2 separate regions of the Homo sapiens genome follow, and region 2 is linked to region 1. The links are chromatin loops, found by intact Hi-C in ENCODE. Cell type or tissue: endothelial cell of umbilical vein. All regions are shown on one strand. Region 1 overlaps DOCK9 (dedicator of cytokinesis 9). Region 2 overlaps DOCK9 (dedicator of cytokinesis 9).

Region 1 (2,500 bases):
ATGGCAGCCTCTGTAAACACTATGGGGACCACAGTGCCCATTTTACTAATTAGGGAATAAACATTTCAGGATTAACCTGGATCATCTATAAATTTTTTAAAAAGGAAAATAGGGGCCGGGCGCGGTGGCTCACGCCTGTAGTCCCAGCACTTTGGGAGGCCAAGGTGGGCGGATCACGAAATCAGGACATCGAGACCATCCTGGCTAACACGGTGAAACCCCATCTCTACTAAAAAATACAAAAAACTAGCCGGGTGTTGTGGTGGGTGCTTGTAGTCCCAGCTACTTGGGAGGCTGAGGCAGGAGAATGGCATGAACCCGGAAGGCGGACCTTGCAGTGAACCGAGATCGCACCACTGCACTCCAGCCTGGGTGACAGAGCGAGACTCCATCTCAAAAAGAAAGGAAAATAGGGAGGAAAACGGGATGCCTGCAGATTCTTAGACTCTCACCAGTCTATGCTCCTATGTAACTTTCTGGGAAGATGATAAAATGTAACACCCAAGATAAGAGTGACTCCTGACGGCAGCTCTATTTCATTCATATTTCTTAGTTCTTCACATGACCACCATTGTCTTCATGCTATTCAACCACTGTTGGTTATCACTTATAAACTGGCCTTTCTCTAACAATTTTCAAGTTTTTAAGAGCAGTGTGTTTTTCCTTTCTTGTTTATTGTTACAGTCTCAATGCTAAGCTCAAGTGAATACGTTCATTTTTGTTCATGAATCGTGCATATGTGTCCAGGTATGGATTTTAGAAAACCTGACCCAAAGTCTACAATCCTGGCTCTGCCACTTATTGAATGTGTAACTTTGAGCAAGAGGAAACTGTGCTCAGTTTCCTCGTCTGAAAAAGAATAGAGCCTGCCTCCTAGAGTTGTGAGGATTAATTGAAATAACATTTAGCAGGCATAAAACAGTTCCTGGCACAGAGCAGGGAACCATATAAGTAGTGGCTATTTTTATTATTACATGACTATTGGCATTACCTTGCTATAAAAAAACAGTCACCAGCCATTCTCCCTCCATGCTGATGGCAGATCATGAGAAAATAAATGCCGGAGCTGGGTGGATTTTAGTTTTTAGTTTTCTATACAAGCGATTTTAGTTTCTATACACTGCTACCCAGGAGGTAGCAGTGACTTGGCATGGCAATGAGGTAGGGAACAAACTGCTGAAGCCCCATGTCTGAGATCATTTTCCAGGCCTGGCATGGTAATTAGATTCACTCGGACCCTATCTAAGCATGCACTCCCCAAAGATTCCTTCCACCGACCGCTCCACAAAATAGGTGTGCAGCAGCAGGAGCCTCATGTAACACTGATCACATGAACAGTTAGGGGTTCGGCCTGCGCCTTCTGCAAAGCCTGGCTATGCCTATGTTAGCTGCTAAAAAATCTGAAGCACGTCCTTCCTGGAGCTGCTGATGGTTTAAGTGTTGTCTGCCTAAGTGTCTAGAAAGGACAGGGCGGCATTAACACTCACTGTGCCTGATAAAGATCACATGAAAGCATTCCAGAGGAATGAACCCCTTCCTTCCTCATGCCTTGCTGCCTGGGGAGAGGGAGGGTTTTGATCTTATTTGCCTCAATGCACTGTCCAATAAGATTGGCAAGTCTCCATTCTTGTAAATGTGGGTTGACTGAATTAATGAATAAACAAATGAAACACAAAGAGCATTGTAGTGAAGGTGTATGGCTTTGAATAAATAAAATTTCCTGTTCTTGTCACTAGGAATAGGTCACTATATAAAGCTTTTGGGAACATCTTTCTTTCACCATCCAATATTTTAAAAACAAGGAAACTACTTATTAAATATTATTGATGTAATATCATTATCTTTTTCTAAAGTTGTCTCTAAGGGTGCAGGAAAACCTATAGGGCAGAAAGGCTATTGTCTAAGCATAATTTAATTAACTCAATCACAGTCACCTAAAGTCTAATTGAAAATTAACAACATGATCATTGCCCATAAGCTTATACCTCACTTAGTCTGCTATTTCTAGAGCAAACAGAACTTCAGGGATAGGAAAGATTTTCTAGTCTCATTCCTCCTCTGTCTGAGAGACAGAAGAGTTCCCAGATAAGGTACTGGTGTGTCCAACCAGAAGCCAAGTCCTACTACTACTTTCTACATCAAGTACTCGCACTGCCTTCTCACAGAGTTATTTAGCTAGAGTAATCACGTGGTCATTCAAACATTAAAATAAGAACTAAAATTCTGCTTTTAACACTTGAGGATCCCAGGAAAATATGAGCCACCCAAAAGGTGTCTCTGAAAAGAAACTTTTATTTTCTTTGAGACAAGGTCTTACTCTGTCACCCAGCCTGGAGTCCAGTGGCGTGATCTCTGCTCACTGCAGCCTCAACTCTCCCAGGCTCAAGCAATCCTCCCACCTCAGCCTCTCGAGAAGCTGGGACTATAGGTGCATGCCACCTCGTCTGGCTAATTTTTGTATTTTTTGTAGAGACGGAGTTTCGCCATGTTGCCCAAACTG
Region 2 (2,500 bases), 120 kb before region 1:
TGTGTTGGGTGAAAAGCAATTACCTTATCCAGGGAATTGCTCTTCTCACTATTCCTTTCTGGAAGGCTGTTACCCGAATCTGTGCTTATGAGAGATCCTCTCGAATCAGCATTTCTCACACTGTTGATGTTTGGAGTTGAGGTTGTATATGGAGAAGCTAAATGGAAATCAAGCCAACAATAAAGTTTTATTAAGACAGAACAAAATAAAGATGAGTACTGAACTTTAAGGGAAATTGCTTTTATTGCACTTATTTTTTCTGTTAGGAAGTTGGCTCAAGAGTTGCATTCCATTACTTCACCTTTAAAGAACCAGGTCATATACAATGAGATAAAAAGAAACTAGTCTGAAACATTCAGATGTAAACATCAATTCACTTGTTAGAAACCACCTTTGATCGCTAAAGACTAAATGCATACCTGTTTCAGAATGTGATAGAATGAAGACTTAAAAAAATTAAAAGATAAATCCACCTACAACTATCAAATCACAAAATTAAACCACACAACAAACTTGTAGCATTCAAACTGGTAATAAACACTGAGGAGCCTACCCAACTCTGAGGGGTGTCATGGGGTATTTTAAATTTTCGAGGAGAACACAGTGATATGTGACCTCAGCCAGAAGCTGCTGTTTCAGCAGCAGGTTGTGCTATGCTCCTTTTGAAGACATATTTGTGAAGCTGGGTATTTGGGGGCCTGCTATGATAAAAGGCAAGTAATCAATGAGGGACAGGAAATGCGAATGGTGCTGGCCAATCTGACCCAAAGGCTGAGAAGCTGTCAGTGTCCAACAGGTACACACCACCCATTTGTAGTGAGTTGTGGTTATTAAAAATAAAATTAATTGTTTCCTTTAAATTTATGTGTATTATTTCTTTTAAGTGCCTACTAAATTGTTAGGATGTAAGTACTTATTAAGTTATTTGGTCCTAAGTACCTAATAAAGAGAACTGCTGGGTGTGTCTTTCAGCCTAGGGATGCCACGAAATAAAGTGACACTAAGGGTGCTGTGAACGGGGAATATCTGGGAATCTGCTATAAACAACTATGAGCAGAAAGGAAATCTAATGTGGAAATAAAATTTGTGATGTCCATGAAAAAAACAGTATTTGAAGGCAGAAATCACTCCCTATCTTGGTACTATGGAATTTTTTAAGGTAATAGATTGACTTCCTGCTTAGATAAGATTTAAATAAATCACATAATTTAAAACGACTCTTTGGACTTGTACATTCCGTGCTGAACCAAAAGGCGTGCCTCCAGCGGAAAGGCCTGGCTGGTTTGGCAGATGGCATCAGGAGATTTGGACTCTGTGTCTGGCAGCTGTGAGCACACATTCTCCCAGACGCAAGCTGAAGATGCCATTACTTGGCACTTCACAACAGGCTGGTTGTTTTCAGATCTCAGTAGGCAAATGAGCTGCCATGGACTGGGATACTTCTAAGTTAAAAAATAAATAAACAACAAAATAAATATAGCCAGCCTCTAGGTTACACCAAAAGTATATTTGAAAGTGACTCCTCTGCCTCAGCCTCCCAAGTAGCTGTGATTACAGGCGACTGCCACCAACCCTGGCTAATTTTTTTGTATTTCTAGTAGAGACGGGTTTTCACCATGTTGGCCAGGCTGGTGTCGAACTCCTGACCTCAGGTGATCTGCCCACCTCGGCCTCCCAAAGTGCTGGGATTACAGGCATGAGCCACCGTGCCTGGTCAGTCTTTAACTCTTTAACCTTAGAAGGAAGACCTGTGACATCAAGGTCATAAATCCTTCCCTCTGTTGAACACTCAGATTTATTCACTGCTATCCCTGAAACTGATTCAGTGTATTAAAGATCAAGAAAAGAAGAGCCAGGAGAATTTGAAAAAAGAAGCAAAGGCTTGAACATGGTTTCATTAAGCCTTATTGTCAGCCAGTGGCTGCGTCTCCCCAGGAGAGAAACCATGTGAATGATTGTCGCAAGGGACAGGTAAAAACCCTGTGAAAAAACTATGGCCTTTTTCTGTACTCAGATAAGAAACACATGCTATGACCAAATTATAATTTTTCTAATATAATCATATTTCATATTTAATGTAGAACAGCATTTGAAGAACACAGAAGTCATGAAAAAGAACACAGAACTCAAGAGAAAGAGGTCCTCAGTAAAGTAAAATTAGGCCCTAAGTTCTCAGAGTCTCAAGCTTGATTCCAGAACTAGAGTCCTAATTTAAGACAAACAGATGGAAATGCAATATATCAAAATCAATATGCTTAGTTTGTTCCTATTTTTATGTCTTTGTGTATGTGTTTGTATTTAATATCCTGGCCCAGTGCATAGCTTTTAAAGTCCTTAAACGACACTTGAGTAAAATGAAAAGAAGATAAATTCGTCCCTCTTCCCTTGGTACCACTGAGTAGGTGGAAAAAGAAACCCTGAGCCTCAGGACGCTTGCCTTTTAAAATGAATGTAATCTCAGAGTAGTTTTTATCCAGGCAGTGAATCACTTTTAAAACTC

Evidence for each region. Peaks named below come from ENCODE experiments on the same cell type or tissue, not always from the same donor. Only the 100,000 strongest peaks of a DNase experiment are listed, where the experiment ranks them.
Region 2: a loop joins it to region 1, with 6 times the contacts of the local background. A loop is called at or near these places in 3 of 110 quality-filtered maps.

Annotation. Positions count from the first base shown.
Region 1 is chr13:98,971,313-98,973,812 of GRCh38, forward strand. All of the region lies in intron 1 of DOCK9 (dedicator of cytokinesis 9), which reads right to left. Among named protein-coding and RNA genes, the nearest start is that of DOCK9, 5.5 kb to the right of the region's middle. In endothelial cell of umbilical vein, no CTCF peak of the experiment used is centred here; DNase peaks (open chromatin) are centred at 899, 1,529 and 2,049; H3K27ac peaks cover 2,185 bases.
Region 2 is chr13:98,855,875-98,858,374 of GRCh38, forward strand. DOCK9 (dedicator of cytokinesis 9) reads right to left here. Exons shown (of 53, transcript NM_001366683.2): 34 at 24-157. Among named protein-coding and RNA genes, the nearest start is that of DOCK9-AS1, 25 kb to the left of the region's middle. In endothelial cell of umbilical vein, no CTCF peak of the experiment used is centred here; a DNase peak (open chromatin) is centred at 1,287; H3K27ac peaks cover 2,500 bases.